Regions from separate parts of the Homo sapiens genome. Here region 2 is linked to region 1. Evidence: chromatin loops called from intact Hi-C (ENCODE). Cell type or tissue: PC-3. All regions are shown on one strand. Each heading gives the region's core, and the rest is flanking DNA. Links, peaks and the distances in the headings are about the cores only.

Region 1 (10,743 bases), core at 4,524-8,523:
ACATTTGACGATCTCTTTCTTAATGAGATGTTTTACTTTATAGTGCTAGTCATTATTTTATTTTTTGCTGCTTGCTTCTAAATGGAATATTCCTATGGAGTGGCTGTAATTCATCGTTTCTTGCATTTTATCATTTAGATAACCTAAATACAAAAAAATTATCAACCACTGTAGCATGGATATAGATATCAGAATGGATGCTAGCTGAAAACACCTGCCTGATCATACCAGCATCTCCTAGTTAAATATTGGCACCTCCATTTACTTCCTCTAGTCTGACTCTCTGTCCAACAAATGGCTTTCTGATGACTAATTTGGATCGCAGGTACTTTGATTGGTGGAAGAATATGCTCTGGAGATGGAATATAAATATTCTGGTTACCACTGTAAAGGTGCATCCCCCTTCACTGTAAATAAATGAGTTGGCATCCAATCTATTGGTGACATGAGAGTTTAGTAGCTGATCTGAAAAGCTGAGGATCAGCTACATTATGGCCAACCCTCCAAGCTGGGAGGCTCTTACAGAGAAACCAGCCCACCCTTCTCTGCTTGTCTTGTCCTGCTGTATCTTTCACATCTCTCCCTTTCACTCCAATGCTATCATCAGCAGAGAGTGAGAACATCTAAACAATGTTTTAATGTGGTCTCAACATTGACCACAAAAAAAAAAAAAAAGCCATTTGGGTTTTGGATAAGAGCCCAAGTTTTAAATCATTAAACTTCTCCATTTCAAAGTGAAGAAGTTTAATGATTTAGTCTCAGACTAGCATGATTGCTGATAGTATGAACTCTGCAATTAAACTTTGTGGATTCAAATATTAGCTTTCCCACTTACTAGACCTATGAGCCTGCTTTCTTCCCTGGAAAATGGGGATAACAAAAGTTCTTAATACAGAGACTTTTAGGAGCAATAAATACATTCAAGATTCCAAAATAGAACTTAGCATATCATCACTATTCAGTGAAGCTTCACCATAATTACCTTTGCTGACCTTGGTTGGGGTTTTAGCACTGCTCAAGTGCTAATCATTCCTTGTGGTAGTTATTTTAAAATTTTCACACTTTGCTCAAGCTTTTCTCTCTCCAATTCCATCCCTTTTTCCTGATTACCATGTCTCCTTCTTCACAGATAAAATATAAACGACTGAATGTAATCTTTCCCAGCATCCCATCATCTGTAGATTTTTTTGCCACATATCCTTTTAACTAAAGGATTGTTTCTCAATGTATGGTCACTAGACCAGTATCATCATCATCACCTGGGAAACTGTTAAATGGCAGATTCTGGGGCCTCATTGCAGACCTACTAAATCAGATTCTCTGGGGGTAGAATCCAGGGATCTATGATTTAACAGAATCTCCCAGGGAATGCTAAAGTTTGAGCATCATTGCTCTAAAGCTTGGGGGTCTGACATGCAGGTCCACTTGACCAGGTCATTCTCTCCCTGGGAGTAGACCTTTAGCTTTATACACCAAGAGAAATAAAATCGTTTCCCTGTGATGTCTGGTGTGAACCATGGGGGTTTAGAGGAATCAAATGATGAATGGCAGGCTTAGCTTGGTTCATCTTTTCACAGTAAATCTAGGATGCCAGTGGAAGTAGACTGTGCAGAATCCATTGGAAAAGACTTTTACTGGGAGTACCTTGGGGTCACGCTGACAATATTTGCTTCAGTATCTCTTTTTTCATTAGTACTTCCATGGCTTTTAACTGAGATATTTCTGCTTTACATATACATATTTAAATTTTTTATTTTTAATTATTATGGGTATCTAGTAGCTGTATATACTTGTGGGGCATGTGTGATGTTTTTATTTTTATTTTGTATTTTAGAGACAGGACCTCTCACTATTTTGCCCAGGCTGGAGTGCAGTGGCATGATCATAGCTCACTGCAGCTTCAAACTCCTGGGCTCTAGAGATCCTCCTGCCTCAGCTCCCCCAGTAGCTGGGACAACAGGCATGTGCCACTATGCCTGGGTAATTTTTATTTTTTAAGATTTTTTTTGTAGATATGGGGTCTCATTATATTGCCCAGGTGAGTCTCAAATGCCTGGCTTCAAGTGATTCTCCCACCTTGGCCCCCAAAATGTTGGGATTACAGGTGTGAGCCAGCAAACCTGCCCTAATGTGATGTTTTAAGATCCCTCTTTACATATATTAATTCATCCAATCAGATTACCCACTGAAAAGGCATATTCCTCTCTATTGTAAATGAAGGAATTGGCATTCTACCTATCGCTAACACAAGTTTGGAACCTATTTCCTTTTTGTATCGATTTGAAAGCTTAATTGCAAGAGCGCAATCTTTTTTTCCCCCCACACTTCCAAGCTCTTAAGTAAAGTTTCCATGATAACAAGGGATTAAATTAGTGCCAACAGACAGGAAACCATGCCAGCAAATAATAATGTTTTACTTTTCTTCAAGGTGGAGAAAATAAGGATACCTTAATATCTGATGCTTCTGTGATCAAATTAATATGTATTCTTGGGAATGGGAAAATGCCATTTTCTAATCAGGTTTTGAGTAATTAACCCACTTACTATCTATTGTCTCCAAAGGAGATAGAAACAGAAAAACCTCTCTCTATGTTAATATCAAACCCAGTGGAAGAAAAGGAAACAAGAAAGGAAATTAGGAATTATTTACAGATGCAAAGAGTAAACATTTTTGACAGGGAACTTCAATGAATACAAGTGGAAGAAAGAAATTTTGATGAGTGCCCATAATTGTGCCAACTAACCTCTGATTATGTGTACTTGTTTTACAATAAGAAATTCATTCTGAGTGAGCCTGTTTCCATGTCTTTAATATTTCTATATTATGTCTCAATATTCCCTAAAGTTCTGCAGAAGAGTTCCTGCCTGTGATGGATACTGTGGTTGGCTTCCTCATTACCCCTTCCGACCCTCTTTCCCCATTTCCCTCTCATTTTACAGTCTTGAAAGCTAAGATCCCACTTCTGGCTCTCCTTCAACTTGGGTGGCCGTGTGATATAGCCTGGCTCTTGAGGGATAAGTTGGAGTCTTCCACCGGGGGCTTCTGTGCAAGTCTTTGCTTTTGGATATAGATGTTTCCCCTTTCTGACTCGATTCTTCATCTCCTGCTGGGAAAATGGTCTCAACTGCTGCAGCTTCACAACCTGCTTGCTACCTGGTATGGTTTGGCTGTGTCCCCACCGAAATCTCATCTTGAATTGTAGTCCACATAATCCCCATGTGGAAGGGACCTGGTGGGAGATAATTGAATATGGGGGTGTTTTCCCCCATGCTGTTCTCGTGATAGTGAATGAGTTCTCACGAGATCTGATGGTTTCATAAGCGTCTGGCATTTCCCCTGCTGGCACTCATTCTCTCTCCAGCTATCCTATGAAGAGGTGCCTTCCACCGTGACTGTACGTTTCTTGAGGCCTCCCCAGCCATGTGGAATTGTGAGTCCATTAAACCTCTTTTCTTTATAAATTACCCAGTCTGGGGTATTTCTTCATAGCAGCGTAGAATGGACTAACACACTACCATTAGGAAGAGGCCAGATGGCTATCAAGCCTAAGGCCTGATATCTTTGAGCTGCTGAAACAAAGCCAGCAATTGTCTACCTCATGATCATAAGTGCAAGGAAAGAAAATCATCACGTGTTTAAACCATCATTATTTGGGTTTTCTGTCACTTGGAGTCTACCTGATACATGGTCTGTCTCAGTGGAACTAGGATAAAACAAGTTTTTGATAAATGAGTCAGAGTGGAGATAGCAATGAGACAGAGACAGATTCAAGAGAGGACAGCCCTGGCACGGTGACTCACGCCTGTAATCCCAGCACTTTGGGAGCCCGATGTGAGCAGATCACCTGAGGTCAGGAGTTCGAGACCAGCCTAGCCAATATGGAGAAACCCTGTCTCTATTAAAAACACACAGATTAGCTGGGTGTGGTTGTGTGCATGCCTGCAATCCCAGCTACCGGGGAGGCTGAGGCAGGAGAATGGCTGGAACCTGGGAGGCAGAGGCTGCACTGCAGTGAGCCGAGATTGTGCCACTAAACTCCAGCCTGAGTGACAGATTGAGACTCCATCTCAAGAAAAAAAAAAAAAAAAAAAAAAAAAAAAAAAAGAATTGAGGACAAAAAAGATAAACTTAAGGTGAGAGTTTAGGAAGTCAGGGAGAAAATTGTCAATATGTTCCTCTCTGAGATGATGCATTATCTGCTCTGATATGCTAGTCCGATAGATAATAATTTCATAGAAATGTTATTTTCCATACAGGCTCAAAGAAGGCTACCAAAAGTTCGTGTTAGAATATGTGTGAGCCTCTTGCACAGTTTCTCAATGGGGTTGCTCTTAAAATTTTGGACATGACTTTTCTTTATATGGAGAAACTATTACACACATGTGAGATATTTATCAGACCAAGCCCCTGCTCATTAAATGTCTATAGTGCCTACCTGTGATTTTGACAAACAAAAATGTTTCTCACATGTCAAATGCCACCTGGGAGGGTGGCCATATGGCTGGTAAAGAACTGCTTTCTTAGAGCATCTAACACGGTGCCCTCAAGTGGATGTATTTGGTTAAACAGCTCCCATTGAGTGGTATGCTAGTAAGCTAGCTCTCTGAAAAAAAGCCCTGATTTGTAGCCTTTGCCAATTTCTATGTTGTAAATACTCCAAATGTGTCAATTTCATGCTGTCCATGGCTTAACCACTGGCTTGTGAAATTTAAAAATATTTAACAGTTGGCTCTTGAGGGCAGGTAGAGCTGGTTTCAGCACACCCATATGCTCATAGAAGTTCAGGGTTGGAAGGAACTTAGGGATTACATAGTACGCCTTGTTTTATAAAAGAAGTAACACTGAAGAAGGTTTACAGTCAGAAGTATGTATTTTGTTATGACCAATCAGTCTTTGTCTAAACAATGCCCCAACAAATTTTCCAGGGAGCCTAAAGTTATTAGTGGCTTAGCCACTAAATGACGATGGTTGTGGAAAGTGACTCAGGTCGCAGACCAGGCTGCAAATTCTTTTCAGGCACTTTGCCTTTGGGTTTATCTAATGTGTAGGTACACTTAATATGTATGCGTTACTTAGGTTAAACATACAAGCTGACATTTATTTGATGCTTCCCATGACCCAAAGGATTAAAGGGGAGAGAAGGAAATGTCCTACCTACAGAGCTTGCTCTATTGTGTCCCCTTGTTTGCAGTAGCTACTTAAGCCTTTGGCTGGAAAGGGGAGGAGAGGTTCTCCTTGGCAGCCTCCATTTCCATAAGATGCGAGATCGTCTTCTTTTGGTCATCTACAGAGTCCAAGTGGTTGCAGCAGTGACATCCCTTTGGAGCTTCTTCCTCCTACATAAAGATTCCCTAAGTGGAAGTGGAGGTCTTCCCTTTTTATGAGACTGGTTACTGCTATAACTGGTATTAGTTTCAGTTAGATGTGTCTGTTGTTCACCCTCTTGTCTCTCCTTCACTGTCACAGTCATCAAGCCAACACTTTCATGATTATATACAAAATTTTCAATTTTAGACCTGGGGCATGCAATCATTTAGACAATAGCCTACGCACTATCGATAGAAACCTTCATTGCTTGGTATGGCCCTGCAGGACTTTCATGGGATTATGTGTATCTATAGTGTCAGAGCCACAACTAGAAATCAGGTCTCCTGGTTTCCAGGCATTAATGAACTTGGCCAAGGTCAGAGAGCTAGTAAATAGTGGAGCCAGAATTCAAACTGTGGTCTACTTACCTACTATAGTACACAAGAGGAAAGGAAGTAGCTGCTGCCAGCTTTGGCTTAGGAAGAAGTTCTAGGTCATATTCCAGCATGCAAGTGACAGAAGCCATTGTCCTAAATCCAGCATCCCATTAGATTGCCTCTGATAAATTGGACTATTAGAGCTATGCCTAATTAGCCTTTTGCAAGAAATGTCCATGATAGCGACGTGGTAACATCATGGACCTCCTCACTACAATTTCAGTCACCTGAAGCAGGGATAGATAACCCATTCTGGGGGCCTGCAGGGCTGCCAATAGCTTTGGAATTAGGTACACTTGGGTTCAAATCCAACTCAACAACTTACTAGATGGGTGTCTTGGGGAAGTTTTATTTTCTTTAAACTTTTGAGTCCCCTCACTGTTTCTGGGCTCTACTAGCTTCCTATGTCATTGTACTTAATATGGATTTTTATTACCTATTTTCATGTCTTCCCCACTAGTCTATGAGTTCCTTAGTGGCATTTTTGGTTGTTAATGTTAGTGTTCCTAGTGATGATTACACTGTTTGTTATGTAATAGGAGCTTAATGAATTTTGGATAAATCACTGAACAGTGAAAGATGGTATGTCTGAGCTTTGACTATATTGGGGAAAGCTTGTCCTATGACTTGGGATATGATTGGGAATATTTTCTTTCTGTAAGTAAAAATGTCCTGAACTTCCTAAGATTTTTCACTATTCAAAATGTTTCGTTGCTGTACAGGTAATGGGGATGCTTTAGGACAAATCAATCCTTGCTTTATCATCTTTTAGACGTATGAGAACCCCGAGAGAACAGGCTAGGCTGGATTTGGCCACTAGGTGGAACGCTTAACCTAATGTCAACACCTGTTGAAACCAGCTGGATTTATTTCCAAACCCTTTATGGATATGAATCTTATGTACAAATGGAAGTTTCTAACATTCTAGAGCTGTCATTTCTCATGTCCAAGAAGACCAGACCTAGGATTTATTTTGTCTCTTCAATATATTGTGAACCTTCAGAATGTAACTAAGCTGCCTCCTATTTAGAAAGCAAAGGCAGAGGTAGAGAATTATTCTTCTTGTCTTTGGTTGATGTTAAGAGAAGAACTCCATGGGCACCGCCCTATAAATCATATGGAAAAGTGAGGGATAATTTCAAAAATAGATATCAGTTTAGTAAAATTTAAATCAGCCTATAATTTAAACAAACTTGAAACAAGTTCTGATGAAGTGATACCCATTTTTTTTCCACCTTGCAATCATTTAAGTATTGTTTCCTATTATAAAATGTCCATTGCCAGAATTACAGTTTTATAATTTAATATAGTACTTTTGTGATATTTGAGAGAATCTTATTTTTGGAAAAGTTGTTTATGGAAAATGTAAACTGAAAACAAAGAAAAGGAAGAGAGTAAAAAACATCAAGGGCTAAAAGGAAGAACAAAGAACAGAAAACCTAAGACCCACGTTGAAAGTGATATTCTAGGAGTATTTGAAGTATGTTACAACTCTATATGACTTTAGTTAGGTTAAGGATGAAGGGAACACTTTCTTCTTCTGTTGGTTAGTTGTACTTTGGCAACTTGTTTTTAGAATTCAGAATTTTCATCTTAGTTTAATAAGAAACTGCTCAAACTTTGTAAGACAAATACACAAAGTCTACACTTGTAATACAGGCTAATTACAAAGAAACCTCTGTTACTATTTTTATTTATTTTATTTTTTTAAAATTTTACTTTAAGTTCTGGGATACATGCAGAACTTGCAGGTTTGTTACGTAGGTATACACGTGCCATGGTGGTTTGCTGCACCTATGACCTGTCCTCTAAGTTTCCTCCCTTCGTCCCCCATCCCCCAACAGGCCCCAGTGTGTGATGTTCCCCTCCCTGTGTCCATGTGTTCCCATTGCTCAACTCCCACTTATGAGTGAGAACATGCGGTGTTTGTTTTTCTGTTCCTGTGTTCGTTTGCTGATGATGATGGCTTCCAACTTCATCCTTGTCCCTGCAAAGATGTGATCTCATTCCTTTTTATGGCTGTGTAGTATTCCATATGTCTGTGTACCACATTTTCCTTATCCAGTCTATCACTGATGGGCATTTGGGTTGGTTCCATGACTTTGATATTGTGAATAGTGCTGCAATAAACATATGTGTGCATGTGTCTTTATAACAGAACTATTTATATTCCTTTGAGTATATACCCAGTAATGGGATTGCTGGGTCAAATGGGACTTCTGGTTCTAGATCCTTGAGGAATCACCATACTGTCTTCCACAATGGTTGAACTAATGTACATTCCCACCAACAGTGTAAAAGCATTCCTATTTCTCCATAGCCTTGCCAGCATCTATTTTTTCCTGACTTTTTAATAGTTGCCATTCTGACTGGCATGAGATGGTATCTCATTGTGGTATTGATTTGCATTTCTTTAATGATCAGTGATGTTGAGTTTTTTTCATATGTTTGTTGGCCACGTAAATGTCTTCTTTTGAGAAGTGTCTGTTCATATCCTTTGTTCGCTTTTTGGTGGGGTTGCTTTTTTCCTGTAAATTTGTTCCTTGTGAATTCTGGATGTTAGACCTTTGTCAGATGGGTAGGTTGCAAACATTTTCTCCCATTCTGTAGGTTGCCTGTTCACTCTGATGCTAGTTTCTTTTGCTGTGCAGATGCTCTTTAATTAGATCTCATTTGTCAATTTTGGCTTTTGTTGCAATTGCTTTTGGCGTTTTCGTCATAAGATCTTTGCATTTGCCTATGTCCTGAATGGTATTGCCTAGGTTTTCTTCTAGGGTTTTTATGGTTTTGGGTTTTACATTTAAGTCTTCAATTCATCTTGAGTTAATTTTTGTATAAGGTGTCGGGAAGGGGTCCAGTTTCAGTTTTCTGCATATGGCTAGCCAGTTTTACCAGCACTATTTATTGAATAGGAGATCCTTTACCCATTGCTTGTTTTTGTCAGGTTTGTTGAAGATCAGATGATTGTAGATGTATGGTGTTATTTCTGAGGTCTCTGTTCTGTTCAATTGGTCTATTTGTCTGTTTTGGTACCAGTACCATGCTGTTTTGTCTTGTAGTATAGTTTGAAGTCAGATAGCATGATGCCTGCAGCTTTGCTCATTTTGCTTAGAATTGTTTTGGCCATGTGGGGCCTTCTTTGATTCCATATGAAATTTAAAGTGGTTTTTTCTAATTCTGTGAAGAATGTCAGTGGTAGTTTAATGGGAATAGCATTGAATCTATAAATTACTTTGGGCAGTATGACCATTTTCATGATATCAATTCTTCCTATCCATGAGGATGGAATGTTTTTCCATTTGTTTGTGTCCTCTCTTATTTCCTTAAGCAGTGGTTTGTAGTTCTTCTTGAAGAAGTCTTTCGCATCCCTTGTTAGATGTATTTCTAGATATTTTATTCTTTTTGTAGAGATTGTGAATCAGAGTTCATTCATGATTTGGCTCTCTGCTTGTCTATTGTGGGTGTATAGGAATGCTTGTGATTTTTGCACATTGATTTTGTATCCTGAGAGTTTGCTGAAGTTGCTTATCAATTTAAGGGTTTTGTGGGCTGAGATGATGGGGTTTTCTGAATATAAAATCATGTTCATCTGCAAACAGAGACAATTTGACTTCCTCTCTTTCTATTTGATTATGTTTTATTTATTTCTCTTGGCTAATTGCTCTGGCCAGAACTTCCAATACTATGTCGAATAGGAGTGGTAAGAGAGGGCATCCTTGTCTTGTACCAGTTTTCAGAGTGAATGCTTTGAGTTTTTGCCCATTCAATATGATATTGGCTGTTGGTTTGTCATAAATAGCTCTTATTATTTTGAGATATGTTCCATCAGCACCTAGTTTATTGAGTTTTTAACATGAAGGGATGTTGAATTTTATCAAAGGCCTTTTCTGCATCTATTGAGATAGTCATGTGGTTTTTGTATTGGTTCTGTTTATGTGATGGATTATGTTTATTGATTTGCATATGTTGAATCAGCCTTGCATCCCCGGGATGAAGCCGACTTGATTGTGGTGGATAAGTTTTTTGATGTGCTGCTGGATTTGGTTTGCCAGTATTTTATTGAGGATTTTCACATCGATGTTCATCAGGGATATTGACCTGAAATTTTCTTTTTCGTGTGTGTGTCTCTTCCCAGTTTTGGTATCAGGATGATGCTTGTTTCGTAAAATAAGTTAGGGATGAGTCCCTCCTTTTCAGTTGTTTGGAATAGTTTCAGAAGGAATGGTACTGGCTCCTCTTTGTACCTCTGGTAGAATTTGGCTGTGAATCTGTTTGGTCCTGGGCTTATTTTTTGGTTGGTAGGCTATTAATTACTGCCTCAGTTTCACAACTAGTTATTGATCTATTCAGGAATTCAGCTTCTTCCTGGTTTAGTCTTGGGAGGGTGTATGTGTCCAGGAATTTCTCCCTTTCTTCTAGATTTTCTAGTTTATTTGCAAAGAGATGTTTATAGTATTTCTGATGGTAGTTTGCATTTCTGTAGGGTCAGTGGTGATATCCCCTTTATCATTTTTTCATTGTGTCTATTTGATTCTTCTCTCTTTTCTTCTTTATTAGTCTAGCTAGCAGTCTATCTATTTTTTCAAAAAACCAGCTCGTGGATTCATTTATTTTTTGTGGAGTGTTTGTTGTGTCTCTATCTCCTTCAATTCTGCTCTGATCTTAGTTATTTCTGTCTTCTGCTAGCTTTTGGATTAGTTTGTCCTTACCTCTCTGGCTCTTTCTTTTTTTTAAGTGGAATCTTGCTCTGTAGCCCAGGCTGGAGTGCAGTGGCATGATCTTGGCTCACTGCAACCTCTGCCTCCTGGGTTCAAGCAATTATCCTGCCTCAGCCTCCTGAGTATCTGGGATTACATGCACCCTCCACCACGCCTGGCTAATTTTTGTATTTTTAGTTGAAACAGGGTTTCACCATATTGAGCAGGCTGGTCTCAAACTCCTGACCTCAGGTGATCCACCTGCCTCAGCCTCCCAAAGCACTGGGATTACAGGCATGAG
Region 2 (10,743 bases), core at 3,655-7,654, 350 kb after region 1:
TATAGTAAACAATAGATTTTCAATGTAATTGAAACAGCCTTCTATTGAAAGAAGATGCCATTTGGGACTTCCGTAGCTAGAGAAGTCAATGCCTGGCTTCGAGTGACAGAATGGCTTTCTTATTAGGGCTAAATCATCTGGTGGCACTAAGTTGAAGCCAATGCTTGTTTACAATTCCAAAAATTCTAGGTCCCTTAAGAATGATGGTAAATCTACTCTGCTTGTGCTCTGTAAATGGAAGAACAAAGCCTGGATTACAGCACATCTGTCTATTGCATGGTTTACTAAATATTTTAAACCCACTATTGAGACCCACTACTCAGAAAAAATATTGCTTTCAAAATATTACTGTTCATTGACTAGGCGTCTAGTCGCCCAAGAGGTTTGATGGAGATGTACAAAGATATCAGCGTTGTTTTCATGCTTTCTAATTCAACATCCACAGATCAGGGAGTAATTCTGACTTTTAATTTTTACTATTTAAGAAATACGTTTTATAAGGCTAAAGCTGCCATAGCTAGTGATTCCTCTGATAGATCTGGGCAAAGTAAGTTGAAAACCTTATGGAAAGGATTCGCCATTCTAGATGCCATTAAAAACATTTGTCATTCGTGGGAGGAAATCAAAATATTAAAAATTAACAAAAGCTTGGAAGAAGTTTATTCCAGCTCTGATGGATGACTGTGAGGAGTTCAAGATTTTAGTACAGAATATAATGCAGATGTGGTAGAAATAGCTAGAGAACTAGAATTAGAAGTGGAGCTTAAATGTGATGCATTATTGTGAGATCGCTGCAATCTCACGATAGAACTTGATTGGATGAGGAGCTACTTTTTATGAATAAACAAAGAAAGTGGTTTCTTGAGACGGAAACTACTCCTGGTGAAGATGCTGTGAACATTGTTGAAATGACAAAAGATTTTGAATATTACGTAAACTTAGTTGATGAAGCAGCGGCAGGGTTTGAGAGGACTGATTTCAATTTTGAAAGAAGTTCTACTGTGGGTAAAATGGTACCAATGGCGTGGAATGCTACAGAGAAATTTTTGTGAAAGGAAAAGTTAGTCAACGCAGTGAACTTCACTAATGTCTTATTTTAAAGAAATTGCCACTGCCACCTCAACCTTCAGCAACCACCACCCTGATCAGTCAGCAGCCATCAATATCGAGGCAAGACCCTCCACCAGCAAAAAGATTACAACCCTTTGAAGGCTTGGATCGTTGTTAACATTTTTTAGCAATACAATATTTTTAATTAGGTATGAACAATTTTTAAACAATGCTATTGCACACTTTAATAGACTGCAGAGTTCAAACAAGACTTTTATATACAGCGAGAAACCAAATATGTATGTGACTGGCTTTATTGCAATATTTACTTTATTGCCATGGTCTGGAACCAAACCTGCAATATCTCTGAGGTCTGCCTGTATAAGTTTTGGGGTCTAATAGTTTCTTTGGGTCTTCCTTTTCCTTCTAAAGACTCTTGTGTATACATTAAAAATTGTATGCTTTTCTCCTGTTAATTTGTCTTATATCAGTTTCATTCTTAGGACCAGCCATAGAACCTGAGAGGATAGAGAAAAGTTTTTCCCTCCCATGCATGGTTCTGGTTTGAGAGCACTGGTTTCATGGAGTTGATGCCACTACTAAATACCTGAAAAAAGTTTGTTGCTACAATTTAGAAAAAACTCCAAACAAACGTAAATTAAATATCAATAGTAAGTGTTTGTGAATTGATCTCTTCTTTCACATATTAAAGGCACAAGAGATATTTGTTGAAGGCATAAATGAATCTCTGGTAAATATAACAAGTTTCCCTATTTTCTAAAAGCTGTCTTGTTGGAAACATAAATGCAATCGGTCACAAATTTCCTAAAGCAGATTATTCCTTCAACTCAATATTCTTCTTTAGTAGGATTTCATTTTTATTACTAAATGCATCTTTCTGTTAGAGCGGGTTATTGAAACAATATTGTCAATGCCAATAGTTGCTTTTACTTAAATTTACAATTCATAAAAGAAACTGACATTTTCTTTAGGTAGGGAGCATGTCTGTTGTCACTATTTTATGTGTCTAGTAATGCCAAGCTTGTTTTAAAAATATAACATTCCATTATTTACCCATCTATTTCATTTTTCTCTATCTTTAGTTCTCTAACTCTATTCATACATTTTAGTATGGCTTTGATTTACACAGCTTTCAAACTCCCTATATAAAAGAAAATGTCTTCCTACCGTTTTCACTTCTATGGGGCTTAAAGAGCACAACTCTGATTTTCAGGTAAAATCCTTTGGCTACTATTTTTTTCCCCATAGGATCTCACTGTTGGAGATTTCCATTTTAAATGTGGCTTTAATCACATTTAGGCATTGAATCTCAGGACTGCCTTTTGCAAACTCATCCAGTAGAAAATTTGCATATCAATACTTCTTATGAAAGCAAATGTGCTAAAAATGAAAAATGTATATAAATTTGAAAGATCTGCTTTGATCATTTGTTCACGGTAGCTGGCAGAATTCTTTGTTTTTGTTTTTGTTTTGAGACGAAGTCTTATTCTGTTGCCCAAGCTGGAGTGCAGTGGCGTGATCTCAGCTCCCTGCAACCTCTACCTCCCAGGTTCAAGTGATTCTCCTGCCTCAGCCTCCCGAGTAGCTGGGACTACAGGCATGCACCACCATGCCTGGCTAATTTTTTTTATTTTTAATAGAGATCGGGTTTCCACTATGTTGGCCAGGCTGGTCTTGAACTCCTGACCTCGTGATCCGCCTGCCTTCGCCTCCCAAAGTGCTAAGATTACAGGCATGAGCCACCATGCCCGGCCAGAATTCCTTATGTTTAAACTGAAGAACATTTATTTCTTTTCCTTTATAGCTATGGTAAATAAGAATGTGTGGGACTGTCTCATTTACAGTTAAAAACCTAGAAAACATCTTCCCTATTCATCTGGTAATATGGCTATTATTACTTATTCTACATTGTGAGGAAAAAAGAAAAAGAAGAGAAACATTGAAACAGTCCAAAGGGTTTAGGAGACAAAAAACTAAGGGTATAAAATAGAGGAGAACTTGCCAAGAGGAGGAGGAGGAGGGTATGTAATCTTCTAAGGGGACTGCCAGTTTATCAGTTATACATCCTGAAATTAAGATATAATATTCACATTGTAGTGCTTCAGCATTATGCAGATACACATTTTTTTGACTTAAAATTCAGAGACAAAAATAGTCCTATTTTTGTCACAAACATGCAGGTTTGTGAGAGGGGTATGCATTTGGCATTTAATATTCTTGTTGGCTTGATTTGACTTGGTATTTGAGCCCTATAGACAGTTCCTAATTGTTTATGCCAGTAGAGGGACTCAGTGATAGGGGTAATTTAAAAATCATTTGTTTTTATTTTTTAATGAGCATTTTTTTAAAGTAAAATGGGTAAGTCACCTTCTTCTAGAATTTGCTGTTCTTCAAGCAAAATATTTACCTCTATTGGCAAAACTCATTTTTGAAAAATTAATCCTCTCAACTTTAATCCTGTTTTCAGCTCAAATGTTGAAAATGCCAGGGTTGGACAGCATCATATTTCACTTATTTTGATTCCAAGCCATCACTAAGTAATGTTTATCTCCCTTTAAGCTCACTGTCTCTTTAATCCACATTTGTCTGACTGAGGGCGAGGAAAACTCACTGGTTTTGGCTGGCAAGGTTGTCCTTGTAGTAGTGGCAGTATATAATCTATGCCATGCCTGCCTCTCATGAATTTTCTTTACCTATCTGCTGCTTCTATAATATAGTAGCTAAAAACATCATTTTTTCTTATGAAAAATTTTGCACACATAATTCTAAGCACAAATAACCTCAAATAATACTCTTCTCTATAAAGAATATTTAATGTCTGCAGTTACTATTTCTTTAGCAAATGTGAGCTGAATGCCTGTGCCAGGTGCCATTTGACTTATGGGGATGCAGCAGTGGCTAGAACCTGGCCCTAGCTCACCCTGAGCCAGCACCTGGTGGGAAAGACAGGCAACACACACTCAGAACAAATAACTGGAACCTAATTAAACTAAAAAGCTTCTGTACAGCAATAAATAAGTAAATATATAAATCATTAGAATAAACAGACAATACACAGATTGGGAGAAAATATTTGCAAACTACGCATTCAACAAAGGACTCATATCCGGGATCTACAAAGAACTCAAACAAATCTGCAAGTAAAACACAAATCTCATCAAAAAATGGGCAAAAAACATAAATAGACATTTCTCAAGTTATACATATGGCCAAAAAATATGAAAAAATGCTCAACATTACTAAGTATCAGGGAAATGCAAATTACAACCTCAGTGAGATACCACTTTACCCCTGCAAAAAATGGCCATTATTGAAAAGTCAAAAAAACAATAGACAAATGAAGTGCTTATACACACCTGGTAGGAATATAAATTAGTACAAACTCTATGGAAAGCAGTATGGGGATTTCTTAAATAACTAAAAGTAGATCTACCATTTGATCCAGCAATCCTACGACTGGGTATCTACCCAAAGGAAAAGAGTTCATTGTATCCAAAAGACACCTGTACATGTTATTTATTGCAGCACAATTCACAATTGCAAAGATATGGAACCAACCTAAGTGCCCATGGACCAATAAGTGGGTAAAGAAAATGTGGCATATACACACTATGGAATAGTACTCAGCCATAAAAAAGAATGAAATAATGTTTTTTGCAGTAACTTGGGTAGAGCTGAAGAGCATTATTCTAAGTGAAGAAACTCATGAATAGAAAACCAAATACCATATGTTCTCACTTATAAGTGGGAGCTAAGCTATGTGTACGCAAAGGCATGCAGAGTGGTATAATCAACCTTGGAGATGCAGAAGGGGGATTGAGGGATAAAAAAGTGCATACTACTTAGGTGATGGGAGCACTAAATCTGACTTCACCAATGTACAATTCATCCATGTAACCAAGAACCACTTGTACCTCAAAAGGTATTAAAATAAATTAAACATTTTTGATATTATACTCATAATAAATGAGTCTTCGATATCAGGGTGAGAAATGATAGAGACAATTAAGCATGGGAAGGCAATGAGTGACTGGATGGGACAATCTTTTAGAAAAAAATGATGCTTTGGATACTTTGAATGCAATGAGCAATGAAACTCATGGATGTCTGGGCAAGATTATCACCATAAGAGGAAAGAGCATGTGAAAAGGCCTGAGGGGAGAGGAGGATCTTGTGTTAGGTAAATGGCAGAAAGAAGGTGGGGATGGAGCTCCTGGATCCCAGGAAATGAGGCATAGCATGAGCTGGGCCTAATCATGGAGAATCTGATAGGGGAATGGGAGGATCTGGATTTTATTCTAAGAGGGATGAACCATCATTTAGAGTTTTAAGAAAGGGAATGACACCATCTGATTGACGCATTACAGTTTACATTTTAAACTCTACTGGGAGACTTTAGAAGACTTGCTCAGTATCACACGGAAAATATATGACTCAGCTAGAGTTAACTATTGAATTCATTCAATGAAATGCGGTAGCGAAGTAAATTTAAAGATAAACTTATTCATTGAATTTCAGAACCTCAAGGTTGACTTGAGATTAGTCATCTGTTACTTGAGGTCATTCTTTTTTTTTTGTTTTGTTTTTTTAAGACCAGGTCTTGTTCTGTCATCCAGGTTGCTGAAGTGCAGTGATGAGATAATATATTACTGTGGCCTCAAACTCCTGAGCTCAAGTGATCTCCCACCTCAGCCTCCCAAGTAGCTGGGATGTGAGCCACCATGCCTGGCTTACTTGAGGTCATTTTCTATTATTTCTGCCAATTGCTTTTGTAACCTTTTCCTAAACGCAAGATGGGGAGTTTCACATCACCTTAGAGGGAATACAAAAACACTTTTGTCCTGTCCTGAATGTGAGATGATTCTTTTTTTTTTTTTTTTATACTTTAAGTTTTAGGGTACATGTGCACAACATGCAGGTTTGTTACGTATGTATACAAGTGCCATGTTGGTGTGCTGCACCCATTAACTCGTCATTTAGCATTAGGTATATCTCCTAATGCTATCCCTCCCCCCTCCACCCACCCCAGAACAGGTCCCAGTGTGTGATGTTCCCCTTCCTGTGTCCATGTGTTCTCACTGTTCAATTCCCACCTATGAGTGAGAACATGCAGTGTTTGATTTTTTGTCCTTGAGATAGTTTGCTGAGAATGACGCTTCTCAAAAGAAGACATTTATGCAGCCAAAAAACACATGAAAAAATGCTCATCATCACTGGCCATCAGAGAAATGCAAATCAAAACCACAATGAGATACCATCTCACACCAGTTAGAATGGCGATCACTAAAAAGTCAGGAAACAACAGGTGCTGGAGAGGATGTGGAGAAATAGGAACACTTTTACACTGCTGGTGGGACTGCAAACTAGTTCAACCATTGTGGAAGTCAGTGTGGCGATTCCTCAGGGATCTGGAACTAGAAATACCATTTGACCCAACCATCCCATTACTGGGTATACACCCAAAGGATTATAAATCATGCTGCTATAAAGACACATGCACATGTATGTTTATTGCGGCACTGTGCACAATAGCAAAGACTTGGAACCAACCCAAATGTCCAACAATGATAGACTGGATTAAGAAAATGTGGCACATATACACCATGGAATACTATGCAGCCATAAAAATGATGAGTTTGTGTCCTTTGTAGGGACATGGATGAAACTGGAAACCTTAATTCTCAGCAAACTATCACGAGATGATTCTTTTTTAGGTTGACTTGTATTTTGTTTTGCTAGGGTTGCCATGACAAGTGCTGTAACACTCTATTAACAGAGATTTATCTTCTCACAGTGTTAGAGCCTAGGAGTGCAAGAAGAATGTGTCATCAAGGTTGTTTCTTCTGAGACCTCCCTCCTTTGCTGGTAGATGGCCATCTTCTCTTACTTACATCAATGGTCTTCCCTCCATGTGTGTCCATATCATAATTTCTTTTTATGAGGACATCAGACATATTGGATTAGGACCCACCTTAATTACCTCATTTTATTTTGATTACTTATTTTAAAGACCCTATCTCCAAACAAAGTTATATTTGGAAGTACTGGGGGATAGGGCTTCAACATATGAATTTCAGTGAGACATGATTTAGCCTATAACAACCTGTAATCAGTATTTTACTTACCCCATACTTGCTAATCAGGGAGCCACATGGAAAAACATGAATGAGCCACAGCTTCCTCGTTTTCAAAGTAACTTTCTGGCAGTATATGTAGGGAGGCGGGGGTGTCTTGTGTCCATTCCCAAGTTCTCCACTTGGACATTTTTTTCTTTGGGGCTCTTTCTCCTGCCAATTCCCCACCCCTCTTTACTTCACTGCTCATCCCTACATAGAACTCCAAGGAGGTGCAACAGAGGTGCTAACCTGGGTTCAACCCCACTTTGGTCTGTTCCCCATGAAACTACCATACAAGGCCATATAAATGTATTACCTCTTGTGGGATAGGTGAACATAACCCCAAAGCATCACCATGTAGGAGGTGAGAATGTAAAGTGGTCCACTCTGGATGATATTCCAAGAATTCAGAAGAGTGAAAGCTGAGGGCAGGACAAACTATGCCAGATAGTTGTAATTCTATAACTGCAATGACATAGTGCAAAATGGTAGAAGCCAGCACCTAGAATTCTATCATCCAGAAGGCTGCGGCTGCTGCTGGGGTCAACAGCCTGAGGGGCAGAAAGAAGTGTGATTCAGCAGGTAAAAAACCATCTAAATAATAAGGCAAAAATATCTCACTGAGGCTCAGTGTGTGGACAGTGTTGCACGGCAGGTGAACAATAGAAAGCATTTAAGGTAAAAGCCTTTCTAATCTTCATCCCTGGCAAGGATGAGAACAGAGATGCTCACATTGTCAGGCAGTTTTTCAGAGACAGGCAGGAAATGTCTCTCTGGACAGACATTTGTTGGATTGCTAACAATGGATTGTTAGCAGGCAGCAGGCAGTAACATCAGACAGCAGATAGCTGGCTTACAGTCACCCTAAATCCTGGAAGGCTGGGGCATACAGCAGATAAAAAGATCAGGGAGCAAGCCAGAAACCCAGTCACCAGTGCTTAATGCTGAGACGCAAAGAGAGAGTGGATAATTAACATGGGTAATTTGATGGCATCTTTCAGAACCACTGCCTGAGGTCCTGTTGCCTAAGCCTAGGCTTGTCTTTAGTCCTGGGATAAAGCTGGACCAGTGTATGGGCTTCCTAAGTGAATGAAGGAGAACTACAGAAGTAGGGAGCCAGACACAACAGGATAGTAGACCCTAAAAGAGGAGTAAAGAGAAGTTCAAGGCAATGACAATTCATATTAATATCTTGATACCCAGTAGGTTATCTGTTCAGAAGATGTGAAATGGCCAATACTGAAACAAGTTAAGGTTGCATTACATTGTGGGAAAATCGAGCATCAACTCAGGTGCCTGGGTTTGAGTTTTGGAGTCCAGGAAAAAAGTAGGAGTAAGATTGTCATCCCCTTTTCTAAGGGCATTGTGATAATGTGCCTAGTTTGCTTTGTGCATATTTTGGAATTGAAATCTAATCATGTACAAGCTTAATGGTGTGTTTCTTAAGCATTACAGAAGGAAGAAGATAAAAAAAACATTTGATGATTAAATTTGTACAAAAAAGAACAACCACAAAAGCACTGCAGGCTGTAGCTCTCCGCACCTGTTAGCAATTCAAAAAGAGCATCGAGGGGGGCAGAGAGGGAAATATCACACTGGAATCACAGCTTAATAAAAGTTAGACAGCTTGAACACTGCAAAAATCATTTAAACCCACCAGCCATGGGGGTTTAAAGCATACCCTATAAATGCCAAAACATTGTTACACCATCCACTTACACCAAACCGACTCATCACCTCCTTTTTTCCTGCTGACAATGTATCCTCTGCCTAATGAGTCATTTCTGGCATCACTTTGTTCAGCTGAACTAAAGCAAGCATTCTGAATTATTAATATTTCTATATATTTCTTTTCTAAACTACATACTCAAATACACTTGTGGAACAATTTTACTTTAATGCCAGAAATGGCCATTGAATGTTTCATACTTAATTATAATTTAAATGTCGCACAGATGGGATGGTGGGTTACTTATGAAAAATGCTTCACTGCAGACCAGACAGAATTAATTAATATATTTATGATGCCTTAAAAAAAAGAGAGATGCCTTGGTGCTCTAGGAAAAGACGTAATTATCTCTGTTTTTTCCTAAAGGGCAGCAGTGTTGGTGTGAGGTTAGTTTATGTTGCCCTTCAGAAAGAAATATAGCACCAATTCTGCTATTTATTTTTTCCTTCTTTGTTCTTTGAAGGCCACACTAAAAACTCACAAATGTTAAATTTGAGAGTGGAAATAATTGTGGATTTCTAGAATCATGTGTCGTTGAGGTGAGGTATTTTAGGAAGTTCCATATTGATGGGTTTTAACTACTGTATTAGTCAGCATGGAAGCTAAGTCCCTCAACAGACCATCTGCAAGCTGGAGATCCTGAAATGCCAGTGTAGCTCAGTCCAGGTCCAAATGCCTCGGAACCAGGGAAGTCAATGATGTAATTTTCAGTCTGAGGTTAAAGGCCTGGGAACCCAGGAAGGCCACTGGTATGTAAGTCCTGGAGTCCCTAAGCCAGGGAGCCTGGGGTCCTAATGTCCAAGATCAGAAGAAGAGTGTGTCCTATCTCCAGGAGGAGAGGAAACCTTTTCCTCTGCCTTTTTGTTCTGTGCAGATCCCCAGCCAATTGTTTGATGCTCATCCACATGGAGAGCAAATCTTCACCTCAGTCCATGTGGACCCAGATGCCAACCTGCTCTGGAAACACCGTCTCAGGCACACCCAAAATAATGCTTTACCATTTCTCTAGCTAGTCCTTAATCCAGTTAAATTGACACTTGAAATTAACCATCACGTGTACTTATTCCTAGCTATGTGCGTCCGGGCAAGTTACTCATCCTCGATATCCCAACATTCACTTTGTAAAATTTTAGGAGACCATAATACTTATCTAAAGGATGTTGCCAGCATTATAGCAGCTAACTCCTTAGAAGTGCTTAACACTCTTAAGTCAAAAGAAGTGCTCAGTAGATGTTTGACACTTTCAAAAGTATTAACACAATTTTACTGCTATTGTGTATATTTGGAAAATGATAAGAAAATTCTGCAATAGAGAAGCAAGAGTCCCTGAAGATTAAGATCCTCTGCAGTTTAGATCTTACCTCTTCAAACTATTACTCTTCCTCAGTTAGATTCTGCATTTAGGCAAAGCCAGTTCATTATTCTCTGAATCTGACGTGCAGATTGTCACATCCACTGTTCTTCTACTCTGTTCCCTCTGCCAGTCTAGGTTACCCTTTCCTTCAACCCCTCAAGCAACCTAATCCACTCTTGTCTATCATTTTCTGGGGTGTAAAAGTTGTGACTGTCACTCCTTTGGAACTTTTAGATAGAAACAGAAAAACAAATTATTAAAAATTTTTAAAAGGCAACAAGCTGTCTACCAAGTTAGACTGCAAGCTTCATGCAGGCAATTTTCTTGTATCTCTTGGTACAGGTGACACCAAACATGATAAACCACACTCTCAATGCCGATGATGATGATGCCTCTGCTCCTCTTGGTCTTTTCCTATAATGACTTTACTTCATTTCCTTCATTTTTGCCATTTTTTTTTGATTTGGAAGTAC

The links. Hi-C counts contacts between places; a loop is a spot of excess contacts. Peaks named below come from ENCODE experiments on the same cell type or tissue, not always from the same donor. Only the 100,000 strongest peaks of a DNase experiment are listed, where the experiment ranks them.
Region 2: a loop joins it to region 1, with 6 times the contacts of the local background. A loop is called at or near these places in 1 of 110 quality-filtered maps.

What each region holds. Positions count from the first base shown.
Region 1 is chr18:59,990,004-60,000,746 of GRCh38, forward strand. No RefSeq gene overlaps it. Among named protein-coding and RNA genes, the nearest start is that of PMAIP1, 95 kb to the left of the region's middle. In PC-3, for the core only: CTCF peaks have their summits at 4,558 (motif pointing left) and 6,550 (motif pointing right); a DNase peak (open chromatin) is centred at 6,568.
Region 2 is chr18:60,342,236-60,352,978 of GRCh38, forward strand. No RefSeq gene overlaps it. Among named protein-coding and RNA genes, the nearest start is that of MC4R, 25 kb to the right of the region's middle. In PC-3, for the core only: no CTCF peak of the experiment used is centred there; a DNase peak (open chromatin) is centred at 5,456; H3K27ac peaks cover 2,192 bases.